2 separate regions of the Mus musculus genome follow, and region 1 is linked to region 2. Evidence: chromatin loops called from intact Hi-C (ENCODE). Cell type or tissue: heart. All regions are shown on one strand. Links, peaks and the distances in the headings refer to the core of each region. The heading gives the core; the rest is flanking DNA. Region 1 overlaps Glis1 (GLIS family zinc finger 1). Region 2 has its middle 12 kb from the start of Glis1.

Region 1 (11,941 bases), core at 3,348-7,347, 220 kb after region 2:
TATCTAAATACTGTCAGTCCCTAGATTCTCTGAATGAGAGAATGGTCCAAATGGTGTTTCATACTGAGTGTTAATCAAGTACATGCTGAGTTCTGGCTCAGCACAGCCTTGGAGCCTGCAGATACCGCTGATCCCTGCTGTAGGAAGAGAAGCAGGAAGGGGTAGGGCCTGGGGCATGCCTGTTTCGTGCAGGACCAGGGAACTGAGAGTGCAGGGATTGGAAATCTGATGCTCTAACCCTGCTGGGTGCAGAGGTGCTGTGGACAGGGGGGGGGCTGCATGCTGCCCAGAGCTGGAATCAGGCTCTATCCAGCAGGCAGAGCAGAACTCAGGACAGCCTATTGGGTAGTTCCTCCTTCTGAATTACCTAAGTCAACCCCTACTCAAGTCAGTCCCAGGGTCCAGATCTAGTGAAGATCCTAAGGCTCAGACCAAAGAGAAGCTGAGGCCCTATGGAGGGCTCTTGAGTCGCCTGTGAGCAGCACAGTGGGGGACAGAGGACCACGGACACTGGACATGGGGCCAGTCAGGGAGGCCACCAGTAAACACAGACCTGTGGCTCCATCATCCCTGGGGGCTTTGCTGTGTGTGCATACACACGTCCTCTGTGTCTGTGTTCTCCCTTGCCATTTTGTGGAGCACATCTGTATGCATGTAGGGCTGGCCCAGGTGGTTCCAGGCATTTTGAGGATTACCCATGGCATATGCGTGTATTCTTATGTTGTACTGACGTTCACATACCTCTCTCACATCGTTACCTACCCTGAGACTCACATCTAACTCCATAGACATACATGAACATACATGCACACGCACATGTGAGACTCACATCTAACTCCACAGACATACATACATGAACATACATGTACATGTGGAGCTGCTTCAGGTTGCTGAGCTTGTATGTACATGGACCTGTGTTTGAGTACAATGAACATACATCTGTGGCTATATATGAGCCACACATATACATGACAAGGCTGTGTGCAGGCCACCTCTGTGATTAGTTACCCACTCTGTGCCTATACTATTCATTGCCACCATCCTGTGTTCCCAGCCCCAACCCAGGGGGGATTTATTAACTTAGCAGTCTGACATTAGAATGGAGAGGGGCCTCTTCCTGTCTGTACCCAGCACCTATTCCAACTGTATTTGACTGCCTCACGGCTAGCTAGCCACTGCCCATTAAAATGTTAATAATCCCAGGATGAACAAATATGTGGGCCAAAAGGCTTCAGGACAGTTCACCCCATACCCATTTCATAGCTGTAGGAGACTGAGACCCACTTACCAAAGCCACATAAAATCATGACAGCAGCTCAGGGACTAGACATTAGCTGGGATGATCCTCTCAGGTCTCTGCTTCAAGGCAAAAACCCTGAGCGGTGACCTCACTCTGGAAGCAGCATGTCTTCCAGAAAAGCCAGGTGTCCCTAGGGCCAAGTGGACTTGCATTTAAGTGCCAGCCCCCTACTTACTAGCAGTGTGACCTTAGACATCTGCCCCTCTCTGAGCCCACCTTTTCACCATAAAGATAGTAAGCCCCATGTCACTGAACTGCTGTGAAGTTAACTTAATTGGTCTTAATGATCACTTACTAGGTTTCAGGAATGCTCCCTTCCCTCTTGAGTCTGGGGGCGGGGGGGGGGGGGCTGGAAGAATAGGCAGCTGGGTTCCTTCTCCCAAACCCTCTAAGAGTAGAAACTACGGTGTTCCCCCCTTCTCCATCCTTTTCCCCCACCCCTGTCTCTCCTTATTCCCTCTCTCTTTCTGTCTATACCAGTCAAATACTGGGGAAGGATATGCCAAGCCAGTCTGCCTGTCTTCCCAGCTTCCCTGGCCCCTTTGGAGTGCAAGACCCCCATGTCTCCTCTCCACCCAGATCATCAGCACCCCCACCTCTAAGCCCCATAAAAGGAACATAACAGGAGAGGCCCCAGATGGGCCACATGCCAGCCTCTGGCACCGCCCCCTCTGACCCCCTGCTTTCTGTGCACAGGCTACGAGACCCTGGCAGAAACGCCGTGTCCCCCAGCGCTGCAGCCACAGCCAGCTGAAGACCTGGTACCTAGTGGTCCTGAGGACTGTGGCTTCTTCCCCAATGGGGCCTTTGACCACTGTCTGAGTCACATCCCGTCCATCTACACTGACACCTGAAGGAAGGGGCGCTGCTCTGCCTGCCTGCCTGGCTCCTGAGCTACTTCACCTACCTGCCATCTGCTGGTGCTTCCCACACGGGGCAGCAAGGCCACACCACAGGGTACTTCCCTACCTGGAGGGCTGTCTGGTCCAGAGCTGCCTGCCAGGAGCTATGGCCCTCTGACAGCCCCATGGCTGTGTCTTCCTCTCTCTCCATAAGGTTCTCAAATCACAGACCTCGTGTATATACAATGTACAGGACCTCTTTTCCGCCGCCCTGCAAGTTTTATATTTTTGGTTTTACAAGAAAAACATTAAAAACTGGAAACTAGACATGAAGGCTTGGTTCTACTTTGAGACCCAGAAGATCTGAGGGGAATGCAATGAAGAGCCCTGTGCACAAGAGGCCCTGGGTACAGCTATGGTGATGGAAACCCTCTTCTCCGATCCTATACAGTGGTCCTTACAGACCCCAGGCCAGTTCCAAGGCAGCAAGCTAGGCGGAGATAGTCCCAGGGCAGAGGTACAGAGAGTCTGAGAGGTACTCAGAGACAGACAAATACGTACATACATACATACTTACATACGCACCACACATACACAGAAGGGGGGTGGGGGGGGAGAGGGGGATGGATCATGGAGCCAGCCTTCCTACCTTCTGCCCTCAGCCAGCTTTGGCTCTGCTGTCTAGACAGTATGCAAGTCAAGGACACCATGGGACTCAACAGCCTTGTAAAGCAAGAGGTAAAAGGCACCCCACAGACTATCTAGGTGCAGAGAGCACTGAGCCCAAGGGGAACCCACACCCACATGTTGCCCCAGCCTATAGAGAAGGCCAGTTCTGAGAACACCATGGCCTGCCTAAATCTCCTGTCTCTGTGTCCAGCCCAGACAACAGACCCCATCTAGTCTGCAGGGAGTGCCTAGAAGTGGGCTTCATGTCATTGTCACCTGAGGAAAAGACGAAGGCAGGCATCCCACTCGGTAGGAGACTGAGAGGGCTAAGTTCCCTCCTCACTCCCACTGTACCAGCTCTCCCCGGCTTCAGAAATGCTCTGGGAAGGGTCTTCTGCCCCCTGAGCAGCAGCCACCAAGATACATTCCCAGCTCAGTCTGTACGGCAGAGGTGAGAGGGGAAGAGCTCGGTGGCCCCCTTCTTCAGAAGGGAAACTGAGGCTCCTTGGTCACCCAGCCATGCTAGATGGCATACTCAGGCCTTCTCTGTCATCTAGAGACACCTCAGTTACCCCAATATGTAAGTCCTTCCCAAAGTCGAGAAGACAGTTGCTCTTCTATGTTCTGCTGTTCTGGGAGTCCGGGGCCCTCTGGTGTCGTAGCCAATGAAACACCAGCATGGTTCACAGGGTCACACCCGGGCCCCTGCAGTCGTCTTGCAGTATTACACAGTCTTCATCCATCCCACACTCCTGGATTGGAGGCAGCTCCTGGTTGTCTTGCTAACATGAGATGAACTTATAGCTGCCTTCTCCCATGACTGCAACAATGTCTTTCATCACAGTTGTCCTTGCGTAAGAGAGCCACTTGTCCCGTTGTGTAGACTGAGGAACAGAGAAGGTACAGTCACACGCCCATGTGATGCAGCTACCCAGTGCTCCACACCCAGGGTGCCGCTGGGCCCTTGAACTCAGGGTTCCCTGCCTCCCACATCTGCCTCAGCCCTAGCCTCCTAGTGTAGGCCCAGTCCAGGCCTCAGTGAGGAAAAACCAACCTAAGTCACACAGCACAAAGGGCCCCTGACTCCCACCCAGGGTGCCCTGCCCACTCCTCCCCTCCCCTACTTTTTATGGAACTAATTAGGCTGTGGCAAATTTCCTTTAACAGGGATGCTCAGGAGTCAATACTGCATGTCATTGTAGGCTCTTAATCCAGTCCAGATAAGCAGAATTAAGCTGTACAATGAGGACATATTTCTATTAATAATGAAAAGGGCTGAGCTCCGAGCACACAGGGAACACACAGAGTGCTGGCAGTTGGATTCCATTTAGTTCCAGAGAGCAGAGAAGGAGGAGACAAAGGCTGTTAGAAGCAGACCAGAGAAGACAGGCAAGCTATGGAGGTACCAAGCAGAGCTCCACGGGGCACCAAGGGCTTGGGACTGCTACGGTTGTTGGGATTCCACCTCCCCATCCCGCCCATTCATTCCAGTCATCCTTAGAGGCTCAGCATGAGCACAGCACAGGAGGCTCTCCATATCTCCAAGACATCTTTGATCCCTTCCTCAGCCAAGCAAGGCATCATGGTCACTCCTCAGCTCTGTCCTTCAGACCAAGGAACCAGGGAGCTACCTTGTCGCCACTCCCAGGGACATCATGACCCTAAGTGGTGGGGAGATGGGACTGTCATTGTCACCCAGGGTAGGCTGGAAGGTCATGGGAGGACAGGCCACAGCTCAGAGGCCCTGTGTGGTGGTGGGGGCGGGGGGCGTCTTTTGACCAATGGAGGTGAGTCTGTCCAATGCCAGGACAACCCAGACCTGACCATGTAGGTAACCAGCTGGAGTTGTCCCCCACTGCTACCACTACCTGGACTCCCTAGGAACCCTGCCCCCTCCTCTTCTCATTCCCCTCTTCCACATGTCCTCTCCTCCCTTCACAGCCCCCACTGTCTCCTGCTGCCATGCTGACCTATGCCTCCCTCCTCACTTCTTGCTGCCTTGAGTCCACCTCCTCCAGTTCACCCTATTGTCTCATTCCTTTCCTCCATTTTTTTTCTTTGACCTGACATAACAGCGTTTGAAATCATCTTTCTGTGACTAAGCCATACTCAGGACAGTTGGGGGAAGAGGCTTTGGGGCAGGGCTTCATTCACTGACTCCTCAGCCAGACCAGCATCTCTGGGATGTTGTGCATTCTGACCCTCTAGCCCTATGACCAGGCCCAGGGATCCCCCCCAGACTGGTACCTGTCCCCCAAGGATTCTAGATGGTCTTTGGGGATCCATGAGTTACCTCAGGACCCACACCATCCGGCAGTGGGCCCCACCTACTGTACCACAAGAAATCCAAGCAGAGGGCAGTTCCTGAGACACCCCTCACTGCTGGCCTCTTCCCACTTCCCCTGTCCAAACAACCCTCATGGAAAGTAGGAAATGAAGTGAGAGCTTCTTAGACCTCAGGAGCTCCCTCTGCTGGACAGGGCAGGGTAGGGTTTGACAAGGTAAAGTTCTGCTAGAAGACAAACCCCAAGGGAAAAAAGGAGGAGGAAGACGAGGAGAAGGAGGAGGAGGAAGAGGGAGGGGGGAGAAGAGGAGAACAATGACAATGACTGACCCCTACAGAATCTCACACACAGTAGGACCATAAAGAATATCGACCAGGATGTGGTGGCGCACACCTTTAATCTCAGCACTTGGGAGGCAGAGGCAAGTAGATATCTGTGAGTTTGAAGCCAGCCTGTTTTACAGAGCTTGTTCCAATTAGCCTGGTCAGCCATGAAGAGCCCACTCCACCATAGACAGTACATTAGAACTCTAAAACACCCCATGCCTGCTGACCCCCAATGTCACATGCAGCTCTAGGCCATTGGATATGCTAAGTGTTGTGACCTACTTTGCAGAGAAAAAGACTGAGGCCGAAGGCAGTCACTGTCTGAGGCCACTTGGCTGGTGTTAACATTCAGTGTAAGTCCACAGCAGCCCTCCTGCCTCGCCCTATCCTGTCAGTCTACATGACAGCTCGGGATTTGAGCCCCCGGACCCGCCTGAGGACTTCTGGCACGCGCCTCTCTCGCCTGTCCAGAGGGGACCATTAGGCTTTTACAAGTCCCGATTTATATACTCGCCTGGGCCATGGGCCCTGCCAGGCATTTATAGGTTTCTAAGTGGTCCTGTCTCTGGGGGAAATGCAAACAGAACAGGAACTAGGAGAGAGCTGCCAGTCCCCATCAGCCAAAGCCTTCCATTCATTCCCAGGGGCCCTGGGCCTGGGGCAACTGCATCCTGCTTAGGAACATGTGCAGAGCTAGACTCCCAGCCGTGGAGACTGTTTTCGAGAAACAGCAAAGCAGCAGACAGCTCCAGGTTGAAGACGCCTAGCTAGCTTAGCTGAGGCCTTGTGGGAGAGGGACTGGGGCTAAGTTCACCCTTGCTCAGTCACCATCCTGTCATAGTCACATTGGTTCCATACAGCCTAGTATACAGTCGGTCTTTAATAAATGCCTCTTTGGTTTTTTTTAATACAAGAAAATTATTTTGTTCTAATTTTTAGTTCCAGACAGCTCACAAATCCACTGCCTCTGACAATACCCAGAGTATATGCAGATACACTCATGGCACAGCTGGAGAGGCAACAACTTGAGGTTTCTCTACACAAACTATTCTTTAATGTCGCTTAAAAATCCAGACTACACGATATGCGTGGGCAGAAAGCCAGCTGAGTGCGTCTCTTGACACTAAAATGTATTAAACAGCAAACAGCCAACCCTTACATGATTCACACCAAAATGATGACACCCAAAACCACGTTCCTTTTAAAGGACAGGTCTATCAGTAAAATATTATATTTCTTTAATACTCTGCCTGATGCTTCATACACTGTGGGAAAGCTAAGTGTGAGTCTGTTCATCGGCTTCTTGGATAGGCCTTTCCCACTAGCTTTTATTAATCAGAGTCACAATTAGGTCATAAATAAACATGTATATTATAAATCCCATGAATAAATGCCTCTTTGAATTAACTTGAGTCCACATTGAACAAGAGCCAGACTAGGGAGAGGCATGCCAACCTCTTCCTAGAAGGCGAGCCTTTAAACACAGGAGCCTAGGGTCCCTGACTTCAACCCCAAAGCCCTGCAAGGAACCACAGAGACGGAGAAGGCTATACTGGGAGACTCTCAAGCAGACTGGAGCCCCAGATGGTGGGGCTGGGGCAAATCTCAGATTTCCAAAGAGCAAAGCCCTCTGAAGTAAATGGATAGCAGTGCTGACCAGGGACTGCAGGTCAGCCTTCAAGGCCCTGGAGGCAGCTGGCTAGCCTCCATCCCGCTATATCCCTGGCAGCTGCACCTTTGCTGCTCAGCTTGGCTGCACTGCCCTCGGGATCAGTCACCTGAGCCAGGTGAGTATCAGAGAAGGCAGAAGAGGAATCCCAAGGACCTTGTGTCACTTTGCCCCCCGGAGGCCCATTTACCCATATTAACAACAATCCGCTAACTCTCCATGGCTTTTCACTACAACTGCAAAGGAGTTCCTACAGCTATGGCGGCCCCATCCCTGATTGGGCACCACCAGGCCATGTGCAGAACTCCCTAAAGGCTCTGGTCCAAGGAAATGGGGATCACTAACACAGACGGCTCCATCAAAAGCGCCCACCCAGTGCAGGTCGAGCATGTGAGAAATAGCCCTCTCCATCTTGGGTAAGAACTGAAGACAAGGATGGAGTGAACCACCCTGATTGCATATGGCTGAGCCAGGACATTGAACTTCTGTCTGCCTAGCTGCAATGCCCCAGTACCCCCTTGGCCAGCTTCTGAACCCCTGCCTTGTGTGTCTGTAGACCCCAGATAGGGAGTCCGCCCCAGTCCACAACCTGCCTCCTCCACTCACCTGTGGAGAACTGCCTTAGACTCAGCACCTCAGCTCCTCATCTGAACAGAGCCATGCCCCTGACCCTTACACCGGGCTGCAAGAGCGCCTGCTGGCGAAGCTGGTGAATCAGGAGAGCCACTGTAACCAGGAGGGCAGTGCCCAGGCAAGCCAGGATCCTCACAGCTTACCTTTGTCATCAAACACAGTTGCCTCTGGCGGTCAGTCTCCCCCAGCGGCCTGAGCCCCAAAAGAGGAGTGGGGTGTCTTCTACCAGAAAGACTGGGAGTTGGAGGACAGCCCTAGGGTGAGAGGCCCTAAGTCCAATGAAGGACAGACTGCCAAAGGCACAGGCTCCACAGGGCCTGAACCCAACCTCATTAAGCAAGACAAAGTTAGTGTGAGCCACCTGCCCTGAGCCTGATTTCATGATGAATCCATGGCCGAGAAAGGATAAAGACTAACTCTTAGAGCATTACTTTTAAAAAAATTATTATATATACTACTTATTTATTTTATATATACAAATGCTCTATTACCATGTTCAACTGCATGCCAGAAGAGGGCATCAGATCCCATTACAGATGGTTGTGAGCCACCATGTGGTTGCTGGGAATTGAACTCAGGACCTCTGGAAGAGCAGCCAGTGCTCCTAACCGCTGAGCCATCTCTCCAGGCCTCTCCTCTACGTTTAATACTAGAGAAACTGAGGTTCTGGAAACCTAAAAGATGATGAAGACCTATGTGCTGACAGCAGGACCCCACAGTCCCCATCCTGGGCTAGTCAAGCACTGACAGAGACCCTGGTGACTCATAGTCACCTCATTGACTCTGGGGGTTCTGCTCCAGAAGCTGGGATGATGTCCCCTCCCTCAGTGGGCAGAGTCAATGCCATCACATTGAGGGCCTGTATGTAGTAGTTAAGTTATAGACAAATGTAACTATTAGTCTTTCTGCTTACACAAGCACCCTTAGCATTCTCCCTGTGACTGCAAACCAAGCTCCGTGCACAAATGGACAGTCAAGACAGGAATGTTGCAGCTCACCTGGGGAAGCGTGGACATTCGGCAGTAGGACTGGTCTTGAGATTCCCAGGGCAGTACTCACATTAGCCCATGTGGACTTGAACGGTGGCCTCTCTGGTCAGCACACCCCCCGCCTGTCTACACAAAGCCTGGGGGCTCAGTTTACAAACTCCAGCTGTGCTCTTCTGCCTTTGTTAGGGTGTGCTGAGGGGGACTGAGAAACTAGGTGTACCGGCCTTGGGCAGAGCAGAGAAGAGGCAACCGTCATCTAGTGATTCGGGGACCAATGACTTCCTTACTTGCCTACAGAGTGAGAGCTGCCCTGGCCACAAACCAGGCCCCTGGTGGGGAGTTTCAGTGCTCAGCACCAGACATGTCCCCAACACGACCTTGCTTCCCCATAGCTTACAAACCTCTGTCTTCTCTCCTAATTTCTTTCTGTGTACTTGGTGTGCTCTTGAAATAGACTCTCCTCCATGGAGCCCTCTTAACGACCACTGGACATGGGCCCAGACATGGGTACTCCTTTTAGCATTTCCCCCCCGCAGAGGTCAGTAAGGGGGGGAGGGTAGAAATGCTTGTCAGACACAGACAGCTGGGGATGCTGCCATTTCCCAGGCTCAGGACACTCACAGGCAAAGCTACCACTTCCAGTTCAAGGCTCTTCTCTAGTCACACCGCCCTACTGCCATCTATAGTCAAGAGCCCACCTTGACCTCCCAAACCTTCAGACCTTGCTCCTAACAACAGAGCCTCTCTTGCAAGCAAAGTGTTTGACAATCACTTCAAAACCCCAGGTTGGGGAGGAAGTAGGAGCCTATGAATCGAGACTAAGACACCAGGCCAGGTCTCCTGGGTTCTGAGCTCGCCAGGCCCTCTCCATGCTAACATGCTACTTATTGGTGAGAATACATATGCTTTTCTTTGCCTAAATCAAAAATAAGACAAGCATGCCTGCTCTTTATTTTTTATTCTACAACTGTCCAAAAGGCTCTAACTAGAGAAACTAGGCAAGAAAATAAGTTAAAAGACACATTAAAACAAACAAACAAACAAACAAATAAAACTATGTTATAGGGACTGGAAAGATGGCTCAGCAGTTAAGAACACTGACTGCTCTTCCAGAGGTCCTGAGTTCAATTCCCAGCAACCACATGGTGGCTCACAACCATCTGTAATGAGATCTGATGCCCTCTTCTGGTGTGTCTGAAGACCACGACGATGTACTCATATACATTAAATAAATAATATTTTTAAAAGGTAAAATTATGATATATTCTTGTATGTAGGGAATCTTAAGTAGCATGTATTCACATGTGTGCACATATACACACAGGCACACACATACACCTATTAAAGCTAATAAATTGACTGATCAAAGTTGCAGGTTACAAGAACGCACAGTAGTTAACTGTTTTATACTAGAAACAAGCAGTTCAAAAATGAAATTAAGGAAAAACATCATTTAAAATAGCATTGAAAAAATGAAATCATTAGGTATGATGGTTTTGCTTTTTATCCCAAAACTTGGTTGGCAGAGCCAGGTGGATCTTTATAATTTTGAGATTAGTTTGGTGTACATAGGGAGTTCTAAGACAGTGAGACCTTGCTTCTGATGTGGCCCACAAAATGGTAACAAATTTAACAGAGTGCATTCTGAAGACCGCACTCATCGCTAAGTAGTTGGAAGACATCCCACATCCACTGGTCAGACAACCATTCTCAGCACATCGCTCTCCCCTGATTGACCCACAGTCAGAAGAGTCCCTCTCCAAACCTCAGCCGGATTCTTTGCAGAAACTGACCATCTGAGCATGAAATCCATATGCAAATGTGTGCGGGCCATAGCATAACCCAAGCAGTCTCAAAAGAGCAGTCACAGGGCTCAGGGTCCCCGCATCGGTTTCCAGACACACTACAAAGCAGGAGGAACCAACGTGACGTTAAGGGAGCATGAGGAAAGTCCGGTAGAGTGGTCGGCACAAAGACAAGCCTCCACTGCCATGGACGATTGGCTTTTGACAAATGCCAAACAATTAACTGGAAAAAGAATTGTCTCTGTGTAAACAGGGACAACTGCATACCCTTGCACAATAGAGTGAAGTTAGACCTCTGACTATACACAAAAGAATTAGCTCAAAACAGACCAAAGACCAAATAAAAGCATTAAAACCATAAAGCTCCTGGGAAACAATATTAGAGGAGACCCTGGTAGCCATTGCAACGATTAAATCTTAAATCTCACGCCAAGAGCCCTGCCACAGACAATGATAAGCTGGACATCACTAAAGTGAAAACTCTGTGTGCGTCAAAGGACGCCATCAAGAAAGCGAAGGGGCAACCCATGGAGCAAGAGAAAAGGGTTTTAAATTGCTTAACTTTAGGAAATTAGCCTCAGAATATAAATCTGTTTTAAGCAGGTAAATAATTTGAATGTTGTTGCTCTGAAGTACATTCACAGATGGACAGTGGCCCTAGCTCATTAGCCACCAGGGGAATGCACACACACATATTCTAAGGGGACATTGCTGTCTACCCACCAGTGTGGCCACCACAGATGTACTGGCAAACAACAGAGAGCCAGGACGTCAGGTGTCACTGGTAGGAGTGTGACATGGTGCAGTTGACCCGGAAACATCTGAGCAGTGCCCTAAAAACTTAATTATAGAGTTTGTATATGACCTAGCCATTTTACTCTGAAGTGGAATAAAAACACCAAAGAAATTAAAACGTGTGTTTACAGAAAATCTTGTGCACAGATGTTCATGGTAGCGCTGCTCATAACTGCTCTCGAGTGGAGGCAAGTTAAGCATCAGCAGTGAGAGGGTAAGCAGACGTGGTACATCCACACGCTGGAATAGTATTCAGCAGTAAAAAGAAATGAAGGACAGACATGTGTGAGCCATGGGGGAAACTTGAGGACACTAAGTGGGAAAAGTGGCTAAGTGGGACAAGGGCAAGCAGGAAAGGCCACACGCTACATGATTGTGTGACTGTGGCAGGCCAAGCTAAGCAAAGTCACAGGGACAGCGGTGTGGCTGGATATGTCCAGTGACTGTCCTTTCAGGCCATGACAGTATTCTAGAATTCCCTGTGATGAGGATGAGTAACTCTGAATATTGGAACCACTGAACTGGACATAGTAAATGGGAAATACATATCGATAGAAACCTCTATTTGAAACAAAAAATGTCTGGGTTGAATTTTTTCCTCACAGCTCTCCCAGTAGTGACAGAGCCA
Region 2 (11,941 bases), core at 4,044-8,043:
TACACCAGACTCAGTTGATGGATGATCGATGTTGGTAGTCATTTCAAAGAGCCTGAATTCTGAAACACAAACGCTCTCTCTCTCTCTCTCTCTCTCTCTCTCTCTCTCTCTCTCTCTCTCTCTCTCTCTCCCTCCCTCCCTCCCTCCCTCCCTCCCTCCCTCCCTCCCTCTCTCCCTCCCTCCCTTTCTTGCCTTTCTTGGCTCTTTTTTTCAAAAACTAAATAAACAAAGACGGCAGGCGCTGAAAGCCATCTCTTAACAGGTTTCTTTTCTTGCCAAAATAGCATTTCTAAACAGATTATATTCCCCAGGCTGACGGTCCTGCCAGCTTTACTTAGGTCAGTTTGAACTTCACCTTTAGGTACGAAGACTGGCTCTTGCTCTCCCAGCCCCTAAAGTCCAATCACTTAGCACATCCGTCCCTCACCAGTCCAACCATTCCTAGCAAGTGTGTACTACCATTCTACTTGTTAGGAATGTTTTAGCCTAATTAATTTGAAGGCAGAGCCTTTTGAGTGCTAGGTTCTATGCAGGTGTGTTTCACCATGCCTGGCTTCTGCTCGTCTTAAAAGTAAGCCCAGGTTACAGGAAGCTGCCATTTTATTTAACCTTCCTCCATATCCCCATGTGTTCAATGTGATTCCTCACCTGCCCAATTGAATAGCCATTGAATTGGCCTGGTCGGCATTAAATCACACTGAGCATGGATTTGCCTCCCCTTGAGCCATGAGCCGTACTGCCGCGGCTGCAGTCAGTACCTTTAGTAAGCCTTTATCTGCAATCCTGGAATGAAGGGATGGTTTGTTTGGATTGTCTTTGTCCGCTGCAGCTTCCCAGAGTGCTTCATCGCTAACTGGTATCCTCAGGCGTCCTGGTGCTGTGTTTGGAACAGCTGTGTGGCTGCTGCTTGCCATTGGGTGCTTAGGTCCCACCTGGCCTGCACCCACAGCTTTTACTGGATACTGATCCTGCTGGTAGCGTGGTTTTGGAAATCCTATGGGATATCAACTGGTGGAGAAATGACTGGGAAATGGCTGCTCAGTCACAAGCATTTCACTTGATGGCTTATTGAAGCCATGTTGACTCTTGATTGGTTTATTCTTTTGTCTCCGTTCATTGGTTCCCTCCTCACAAGTATCATTACTCCTGGCTACAAGACAGTTTCCACCCCCAAATGGTATAAAAACAGAAAAGTTGATCCTCTAGGCACAGCACGTGTCAGTGAGCCCAAGGATAGATCACATCTTGGTCCCCTGAAGAACTCAAGCACTGCCAGTTTCTGGTACTCTGCTTGCTTCTCTCGTCCTGCTGCCTGGCTTTCTCCTCCCTCAGCTGCCCTCTAGTTCCTGAGCTAACATGTAATGGAAACTGACCAGCTGCTCCTGAATGCCAGCCGAATTCCTAACGGAAGGCAATTGGTCCAAGTGGATCAAGTGTCTGATTATTCTTGAGGCAAGACCATAGGTCATGATCGGGCTAGTGTGGCTTCTGAGACGCCCACTACCTCCATTGATAAGAGCAAGGTGGAGACAGGGCCCAGAGATTCGGGATATGAGACAAAGTTTGGAACTCAGGGCCTTCAAAAAGTAACCTGTATGTCCTTTTGCAAAAGGATACCAAGGAAGACTGGAGTTGTCAAGCTGAATTAAACGATCTCTACCTGCACCCTCCAGGTTCCTGAAGAAGCGATCGTGAATCCTCTGGAGGAAAACTGATTCCCACAAGCAACAGTTCAAACACAGCATTCACTGTTCACAGTAACCAGGCACAGGAAGACGGAGTAAGAACCAACAAAATCAACAGGCTGTCAGAGGTGCAGAGGGCTTCCCAATGGAGCTGTCAGACATACCAAAGTAAATAAGATTCCTCAGTGAAATTAGAATTCAGGAGAGAACTGGAAACCATGGGAATACACAGAGTTCACAGAATTCATTTTTGTTCATACAAACAACATTTGAAAAAGCCACAGAAGTTCTAGGAAAACAACAAAAAACTAGTCCTGAACGGAGTTTACTAACCCAGAATTCCATATTCAACATTTTTTTTTTTTGAGACAAGTAGCTTAGGATAGCCTACAACTTTTTGTCTGCCTCCACCTCCCACTGCTGGGATTACAGGCATCTGAGACCATGGAGCACCTATGTGGTGCTAGGATTGAACCTAAGGCTTTGTGTGTGCTAGGCAAGCACTCTACAACTGAGCTGCATCTCCAGGACCCATACTCAGCATTTATCTTCAAGCATGGTGGTGTAAACACATTCCATACAAAACCAGAAGTTCTTACGTGAACTCACCTAGGAGGTAGCTTCCCCGCGCCCACACCTACCCCTCAGCCCCTGGAAAATGGGAAGATGGTGAAGGAAGCAGGAAAAGCTGAGGGAAGCTAAGCATGAGCGTTGACTTGAACACAGCATCTCCGCAGGCTTTGAGTATGTAGAGAAGTGGCCTGTACATACAAAGGTAAGTCAGCATTCCGGAGTGAAAATGCTCTCAGGGCTTCCTGCTGTCTGTAAGATAAGAGTCCTGCTGTGTAAGTCGGCTCTTCTCAAGCTCCTAAGTGCCTTGGACCTCAGCCTTTGCCACCGTGTCCAGTGTGGTAGGCTTTGATATATTACAAGATGTGCACTGTAATTTAAGGATAATCACTAAAAGAATATAAATGAGAAAGAATGAAATTAAAAGATCATAAAGCAACCATAATGCTTTTAGTCCCAGCACTCAGGGGACAGAGACAAGTGGGTCTCAGAGTTCAAGGCTAATCTGGTCTACAGAGTGAGTGCCAGGACAGTTGGGCTACACAGAGAAACCCTGACTCAAAAAGCAACAACAAAAACAAAAAGCAAAAACCAGAATTAAACAGTTTAAAATTCGGTTTGCTGTTAGCAAGACACCTGTAAAAAGTACGGGGCTAGATATGCTGGAGATAAAAGGCCAGGAAAAGATAGAAATGCCCCTTTATATATCCAAGTGTCATTAAATAATAATAATACACCTGGTAACAGCCCCAAAATACAAAAAATATTAGCAAAGATGAGTCAGCCTTGAGAGCCACAGTTTATCTCATTGGCTCAAGGGAAGATGGGTGTTCAGCACTGGCCTTAGGGATATGCAGCTTGGAACTGTGTGAGATACTTTACAGACCTACCCGAAAACGGCTGACCCATGCAGAAATTAAAACTCATAAAGTTGGAAGGAATGAAAAAATGAGATCTGACACTGAACAGGGCTTTTCAGTTCCATCAACTAGCACTTGCCCAAGAATATAAAGGGCTTTCCTCTCCAAAAGCCGTCTCCACAAGATGCTTGCAACAGAACTTCCCCAATACGCTCAAATGCGGGGTTTGAGTATGTAGCCCTGGCTGGCCTCAACTTGGTCAAGAAGACTAACCTTAGCTGGCAGTCATGGTCTTGCTTCTGGTCATGTGTGTCCTTCCTTCCTTCTCTCCCTTCCTTCCTTCCTTCCTTCCTTCCTTCCTTCCTTCCTTCCTTCCTTCCTTCCTTCCTTCCTTCTCTCCCTCCCTCCCTCCCTCCCTCCCTCCCTCCCTCCCTCCCTTCCCTCCCTCCCTTCCTTCCTTCCTTCTCTCCCTTCCTTCCTTCCTTCTCTCCCTTCCTTCCCTCCCTCCCTTCCTTCCTCCCTCCCTCCTTTCCTCCCCCTCTCCCTCTTTTTTTTTCTTTGTTGTTTCTCTGTGTAGCCCTGGCTGTTCTGGAACTTTGTAGACCAGGTTGACATCAAACTCAGATCCACCTGCCTCTGCATCCCAAGGGCTGGGATTACCAGCCACCATAAGGTGGTAAGCCACCATAAGATTAAGGTGGGTGCCACCATAGCCCAACCCTTATTTCTTGGAAACACCATTTCCCTTTTTAGTTGAGGCTAGCTTAGAAAGTGCCACCCTGGGGTTATAGGTGTGCCACACTGTGTCAACTAATCTTGCAGTGCCAATAGTCCTCCAAAGAGCAAGCTGCGTGACTGTGAAGGAAGGAAGCATTGAGACAAGGAAACACAAGCCATGCCTCTGTACACAGTTTCAAGAGAAGGTGACAGTTCATGGTCACAGAAGTCGGGATGGCGACAGGGGAGAGGCTGTGTGCTGACTTGGAAAGGAATGAGGCGACTTCTGAGCTTCTGGAATGTGTTGATTTGAATCATGTGAGTGAGTCGAGTATGTAAGGTTTCTATACTTTGATGTACATAGTGCCTCAAGGCGGGAAAATACGTGGAGTCTAACAAAATTACAAGGAAAAAGGTAATTAGAATAAGACACAATATCTTCCAGTTCTAGACAGGACTAGACTTTAGAAGTCAACATTTAGAATGTTTGCGTGGTGCAATTGGGAGAGGACCTGCTGTCCACACAAGGAGCGCCTGGAGAAGAATAGCCATTGGCATTCGTGTAGAATGTTCATACTGCTTCTAAAGCAAGTCTCAAGCAGTTTCTAAGGATCAAAATAACTTAAAAGTATGTCTCACCTGGTATGGTAAGCCTTTAACCCCAACACTCAGGAGGCAGAGGCAGACACATCTCTGAGTTCGAGGCTAACTTGGTCTACAGAGTGAGTTCTAGGACAGCCAGGGCTACACAGAGAAACCCTGTCTCAATAAATAAACAAACAAATTGAAGTATCTCCGTAAGGCAATCAAGGTAGATCCAAATGATAAGAGTTTTCCTTGTTTTGAAATTAGGAAAGATACTTTTAAATCACCCACAGCCCAAGAGGAAAATAATGGTAGATGTTAGAAAACTCCTTTTCAGTGAGTGATTATGTTGAAACATGCGAGATTTCTCTAAATGCATATATTAGAAAAGAAAGGCTTGACATGAATGGGTTATGTATGACTTCAAACACCTAGAGTAACCGTGCTCGCTGCAGCCTACCTCTGCAGTGCCGGAGCCACGGTCATCATGGGGCTTCTCTTCCGGTCTGTGAGTTCCTTGGGTTCAGGGACCGTGGCTAATTCATATCCCCAGTGCCTTTTTTACATGGTTGCTCCTTAATCAGACTTAAACTCGGCACTGTTAGGGATGTCGCTGACCCAAGGACTCAGACTCCGTGTTTCTGAACGTGAACACTTGGTGATAAGGAATCGAGTGAAGCTCATTGGGGCAAGGGGCACGGTCCGTTTTCCTGTTTGCTTAGGAGAAGGCAGAAGGTTGATTATGATAGGAAATTTCCATTTTAACACGGCCAGAAATTAACTAAAAAACAAACAAGCAAACAAAAGTATTAATACAGTGGATACCAAAAAGCACACTGTCCTGTGACGCAAGTTTACAGCTCCTGTTTGACCCCACACCTTAGGAGATGCGCGTGTGCTTTATATGTAAACATCTCAGCCAACGGACTCTGCCTGAAGAAAGGGGTCCCGACAGCTTCCTAGCGGGGTTTCTGGGCCCTGTGTTAAGGGGGTTGCGAGGCAGCGGCCTTTGTAGTGAGCTGTTCACTCCCGCTGAGTCAGACGCGCTCCCTGGGCTCTTCCTTCCTTGGGTAACGTTCCTAATGATGCATTCTGACGTTTTTTCACCGCTTTCTCCACATTTGTCACCACTTCTGCGCTTGGATCTTCATGCTGGAAAATCTGAGGCTTACATGGAAGATTGATTTTTAATGCCCCTTGTGTTGTTGTTTTTCTGCTATAACATTTGCATGCAATTATGGTATTTTAAAAATAGGAGACCATGGAGTTTGCAGGGGAAAAAAAAAAAGACCCTTCTGGGTGGATGAGCCAATGGGAAGGCTGGCCTTTAATTTTGTTAACATCGCAATTACATCGTGGTAACCCTTGTGAAGATTTCTGTCCCTTGTAATGCAACACCTGGTGTTTGTTCCAGCGACAAGGACTAGATCTTGGTAGACTCACCCCTTGCTCAATCTTGGGAAGAGGTGCTTGGGAAACTTGTTTCCACTGGCCAGCAGAGGTCACTATTTCAGAGTGGTCCGAGGGACAGTTTTCCATAGTCCACATGCCTCTTTTGTTTGCAAGAGTGAACTTTTTAAAAAAAATTCATTCTTTTTTTTTCTCCCTGATTCCCAAGTACTTTACAAAGTGAGTTATTCATAAACATTGTGTTGAAACGTAGAGCTGGCTTGAGAAGCCCTCTCTAGGCCACCGCTTACACAGTGAGAATAGTGACCACTTACTAAGCACCTACTACTGCCCGGCAGGCCTGTGCTCTGCCGGCTGCACGCACAGCTTTATGTATGCAGCCTGTCTGCCTTTCAGGCTTCTTGGGCCACTTTGGGCAAGCCGGTGGGGAGAAGTGAAATGATCTATGGTGTGGATCCATATACAGGGAGATCTGTGCTCAAAACTAAGTGCTTAACCATTATGGAATTATTTTTACCAAAGGAATATTTCAGTGGCTTCAAACAACAACCACACAGCTTGTATAAAGTATGTATATTCTTTTTTCACTTTAGAAACATTTATTTTTACCTATGGGCGTGTGTGTGCTTTTGGAAGGTAGAAGAGGGCATCATATCCCCTGGAGCTGGAGTTAAAAGCATTTGTGAATTGTCTGTTGTGAGAGCTGGGAATTGAAGTCAGTCAGGTTCACTGGAAGAGCAGTAAGTGCTTTTAAGCCCATCGCTTAAAAATCAAAATCAAAAACAAAAGCGCCTGGTGGTTAAAGGACCGTGTGCATGCTAGGTAAGCACTCTGTCACTGACTACGCCGCAGCCCTAGGTCTTACTTCTTATTTACTTTATTGTGCGTGTGTATGGGGGTATTTGTGTGGAGGCTAGAGGACAGCGGTGGCTGTCATCCTCGGGAACACGGTCCACTTCCTTTGTGATAGGGTTTCTCTTTGGCCTGGAGCTTACCAGTTATGCTGAGCTGGGTGAGTTGATGGCTACATAGCATTTTTATATGGATTTTGGGACTGGAACTCAGGTCCTCATGCTTGTAACACAAACACTTCACCAAAGAAGACATTCCTCCAGTTCACTTCTAATTGTCAGACGGAGTCTCATTAAAGTGCTGAGGCTGGCCTTGAATTGGCTCTGTAATTCAGGCTAGCCTTGAACTTGAATTTTTCTTGTCTCAGCCTGCACCACCGGGCCTGGTGTCTATGTGTCTGGTGTGTGTATAGTGTGTGGGTATATGTGTATGTGTGGTGCGTATGATGTGTATGTGGTGTGTGTGTATGCTTTGTGTATGTGTGTTATGTGTGCATGGTGTTTATAGTGTATATGTGTTTATATGTATGGTACATATGTGTGTGTGTATAGTGTGTGGGTGTATGTGTATGTGTAGTGTATATGATGTGTGTATGGTATGTGTATGTATGTGTGGTATGCATGGTGTGTGTGTGTGTGAGTGTGTGTGTGTGTGAGTGTGCAGGCCCGTGCATGTGAACAGGCGGAGGTCAGCAGACATGGTTCAGGGGTCATTCTCCTTGCACCATGATTTCCGGGGATTGAGCTAAGGTAGTCAAGCCTATGTGGCAAGTGCTTTTCTGAGCAGAGCCATTTTCTAGGCTTCTCTGGCCTGAGAAGTGTGCATTCTTGAAGCAAAACCATAGAAGTAGCTTGACTTTGTATTTTCTTTTCAGGATTTTAAGGATTATTTACTCAAGCTTCCTACTCAAAAAGAAATTATTTGTTGATGAAATGGAAAGACCAGTTTGCCCTAGTAGGCTTTATATGTTCATGTTGTAAAGTTAATAAGTGGATGTTCCTTGAAGCTAGAGAGACCTATGAGGACAGCTAGGTCACCATTGGGTAGCAAGTGGGCAGCTTGACCCTTTTCCTGGAAAAAAGTATTGTGTTTTGGTAGCTGCTAAAATAGTGCTTTGGATTTCAGACTCTCCCATATTGGCCTGGCACACTGCTGGTCATTAGTCTTCAGATCTTTTTGTGTTTTGTGTTGCTGTTAGCCATCAAAGTTATTCTTACAATATAAAATTATATTGTCTTAGTTTTTATTCCTCTGGTTTTTAAGAAAAGATCTTAGTCTGTAGCCCAGGCTGCCCCTGAACTTGCTGACGATCCTCCTGGCTCAGCCTCTGATGTTTCAGTTCTCAGGGAGAGAAATAGCAGATTTGGTCTCTTCTGGGGACCATTGACAAGAATTGCTAGTGGAATGGTTAATGGATGCAGGTGTGAAGGAGATGCAATTGTTAGTATTGACTCTAAGGATTTGTCCAGCTTGGCTGGTTGAAGGAACAGGTTTGTAGGGAGCAGGGTAGGGGGCTAAGTAGTTAGTCATCTTTGGTTGCATATTCCTGAAGCAACAGCAACAACAAAATGGTGGTGTCTAAGGAGCAGAAATCGCATGTTTCTTTCATTAAAAAAAAAATCGGGCTAGGCTATTGGTACTGTTATGGGATTCCCTGAGCTGTCCAGGATTCAGGCTCCTTCTAGGCAAGGAGGAGAGAGATGGAAGGATTAGTCTCCTTTCCTAAGCAGGCCTGAAAATACATATGCTTACACTCTTGTCTCATTGGCCATAGTGGAGTCACATGGCCATATTTGATGACAAGAGTCTGGGAAATGTCTTTTAGAGGTTGTATGCCATCCCTTAATATAGTTGTGTTTTATTACTTGAGAAGACGGAAGAACGAACAAGGTGGGCATCAGCTCTTCTTAGAATTCAGAAGTGAGTTCCTGTCTCATCTCTAGCACCGGCTAGCTTCGTGACCTTGAGCTGAGGTTCCCACTCCACTAAACCTCCATTTCCACAGCAAAATCAAGGAATTGGCATGAACAGCTCGGAAGATCACTTTTAACTGTAACATTATGAATAAGTCCTTGGGCTTTGTGTACAGAGGGCAGATACAGAGTTTAATAAAAGAGATAAGTGTTGGAGAGAAAGGTTTTGCAAGAAGATGTCTATCAAGCCATTGTGATGGCCTGTACCTGTAGTCCCAGTTATGGGGAGGCTATGACAGAAAGATCACTTGAACTCATGAGTTTGAAGCCACTCTGGGCAACATAGCAAGGACCTATGGGGGAGAAGAGTGGGGAGAAAGAAAAAGGTTTTTCTTTTTTTTTGAGACAGGGTTTCTCTGTGTAGCCCTGGCTGTCCTGGAACTCACTCAGTAGACCAGGCTGGCCTTGAACTCAGAAATCTGCCTGCCTCTGCCTCCCAAGTGCTGGGATTAAAGGCATGTGTCACCACAACCCAACAAAAAAAAAGTTTTTTTTCAAATGCTTTAAAGCTGGTTTTGTAATAGATTTTGTAATTTTGTAGTCAGACTTACTGTTGAATAGGGTTTCGTTCTTGTTTTGAGAATGCTTTGTGCGTGCAGAGAGGACTAAGATGTGCCTGAGAAAAGTGCATAGGCACGGCAGTGCTGTGCGCCCTACGGAGAGTAGATGCTCATTGAGTAACTAAGAAGAAAACTGAGCGGGCGTGACTCATCTGGTCTGCTCGCTCATAGAGGCCTGGGCGCAGCCTCAGTGACCTACTTTTTGACCTCATGAACCAGTTTGCTGTGTAGCTGCCATGTTACAGCAGTCTTGCCTCCCGGGGTGGTTTGGTTTAGTATCAGTAACACAGCGAAGGCGCACACAGGTTTGTAACATGACAGGAAGCAAGTATTCTTAGATGGCAGATGAGGATAGAGTCCCAGAAAGGAGTAAGGGCAGAGGTTGTGTGTGCTTGGCTTGGGGCAGGGATGGGAAAGCAGGGTGCATTGGGAAGTGGCCTTTAGGAGTCTTAGGGGTGGGGCAGCCAGTGGAAGTCATTCTAGGCCTGAGGATTTGAAGAGCCTGTTTCAGCGGGAGACAGGGCATGACACGGGAAGATCATAGTATGTTAGGGTCAAGCCTGTGTTGGCCTGAGCATTGGCCTGAGCGTTGGCCTGCTGCTTTCCAGCCCAAGTCTTTGGAGCTCATTTTGCCATTGCATTGGTGTCTGGATTGAAGGTCTATAGTTATCTGCAGTCGGCTGTGTGAAGGTAGCTGCCACAGGGGCAGGGCTGCACCCCCACGGGCCCCCTTCTCCTTTATAGGTAGCTCTGATGGTCCCTCGGAATTTTTCAAGCTGTCAAAACTTACTGTCTCTGTTAGCAGCATTTGATGTGCATTTTGCATTGTCTTGTTCTGTTTTCCCTGTGAACACAGTGGCTTGCTGAAAACCAATTAAACGTTCTATAGCAAAGCAGCAGCAAGTAATGAGCAGGAGGAAGGAATCTGACTTGGTAGCCTGTTGGTTATGACATCTCTGCTTCTGCAAACCGCTATTAGGGATGAAGAATGCTCTGGCCCACCCAGCCCCTCTTCCCCTCTCCCCCGTGGTCCAGCGTGTCAAGTTTGCATTCTAAACCTCGCCCGCTTCCCAGACCTGTCTCCCATCTCTCCCATCATCCGGTGCCCAGTCCTGGCTCCTCTTTGGCCCTTTGCCTACTCTTCCCACACCCACTCCTGCCTCTTTCTCTTGCCGTTTTCTACACGACAGCTGGGGCTACTATTTTCAGAACAGATCTGACGGTGTCTGTCTCCAGCCTACAGTCCTGTGCCTGTAGGACCTGGCCGGTTCCCCTCCCTCAGTGTCATGTGGTGTCCTGCTGCCCTTACTCCCCATTCCACTCACACCTCTGCTGCCTGGAAGGGATCTGACATGTCCCTGAGCCTCAGGGCCTGTGGACACATTCTCTATGGAACTTGTGAGCTCCACAGCCTGAGATTTTTATCCTCGGAGGTTCTAGCTTAGCCTTCGCCTCTATGGGGCGAAGACAGTCCTTTGCCCTTTAGATGGGGTTTCCCTCTCTGTCTCATATCTCCTCAGCATGGAACATTTCTCCCTCAGGTCTTGTTGTGATTAGCCATCCATTTGTATGACTATCTGAATACCTGTGTGCACCATCAGTTGGAAACACTGTCTATCTCTGGAACCTAGAATGATGCTTGGAGCATGGTAAGTGTCCAGACAAGGCTTGTCAGCATTGGGTGTCCTCCTCCACTGCTCTTTACCTTATTTCTTGAGGCAGGCTTTCTCACTGAACCTGGAGCTCACTAATTAGCTGGACTGTTGTTGGCTATCAGGCTTCTTCTGGGTTCCTCCCCTCTCTCCCTCTCTGCCCTGGAATTGTAGGTGTGTGTCATGCCTGGCTTCATATGTGGGTTCTGGGGAGCAGAAGTCATATGCTTATAAAAGTGTGGCGAGCACTTTGCCCATTCTGTTCCCTAGGCCATGCAGGCTTCTTTTCTGAGAGTCCATGGGATTTTCTGTATAGATAATCATGCGTGTCATCTGTCAATAGAGACTTTATTTCTTTTTCCTATTCAACTTGAATTCTTACGTTTTTCTTGGCCTTGCTGTACTTGCTAGAGCTCCCAGGATGCTGCTGAAGAATGCCCGTTCCTGATCTTAGGGGAAAGTAGATCGTCTTTACACTCAGTGCAGTGTTCATGTGTGATAGTGGCTGTAGTTTTGGTGGGTTTTGTTGTTTGTTTTGTTGAGTCCTTTTTAATCAGAAAGTTCCCTCTAGTCCTAAACTAGTTCTTAGTCTCTTATCATGTATACATACCTTTTATCTAAAACATCCTTGGTAGCATTTTATAACTGTGACTAATAAAGAGATGTTACAGTTTTCTCTCCCTCCTCCGCTCCCTGTGTATGTGTGAGTGTGTGTATGTGTGTGTAGGTCAAAATATCAGAGTCTTACTCTATTACAGATTTTTCCCCTCTGTGTGTATGTGTGTGTACAGGCATGTGTATCAATGTCTTCCCCTGTTACAGTTCTCCTCATGTATGTGTGTCAGGTCACTATCAATGTCTTCCTCTGTTGCTCTTCATTTTGTCTTTTCCGACAAGGTAGCTCACTGGAGCTGAAGCTGGGACTTACTGATCGTCTACACTAGCTGGTCTGCAAACTGCTGCCTCCCTGCCCCTGGGGTTTCTCCGGTCTCAGCCTCCCTAGCTTTGAGATCACAGGCCCATGCTGCCATGCCCAGCTTGTCCTGGAACTCACTTTGTAGACCAGGCTGGCCTCGA

What was found. Peaks named below come from ENCODE experiments on the same cell type or tissue, not always from the same donor. Only the 100,000 strongest peaks of a DNase experiment are listed, where the experiment ranks them.
Region 1: it touches region 2 in a loop (2.8-fold over the local background); 2 of 42 quality-filtered maps call a loop at or near these places.

The regions. Positions count from the first base shown.
Region 1 is chr4:107,632,593-107,644,533 of GRCm38, forward strand. It overlaps Glis1 (GLIS family zinc finger 1), which reads left to right. Exons shown (of 11, transcript NM_147221.2): 11 at 1,997-2,467. The coding sequence ends at 2,154. Among named protein-coding and RNA genes, the nearest start is that of Gm52673, 13 kb to the left of the region's middle. In heart, for the core only: a CTCF peak has its summit at 5,281 (motif pointing left); no DNase peak of the experiment used is centred there; H3K27me3 peaks cover 476 bases.
Region 2 is chr4:107,416,446-107,428,386 of GRCm38, forward strand. It overlaps a transcript of Glis1 not described here. Among named protein-coding and RNA genes, the nearest start is that of Glis1, 12 kb to the right of the region's middle. In heart, for the core only: a CTCF peak has its summit at 5,915 (motif pointing right); no DNase peak of the experiment used is centred there; H3K4me3 peaks cover 924 bases; H3K27me3 peaks cover 577 bases.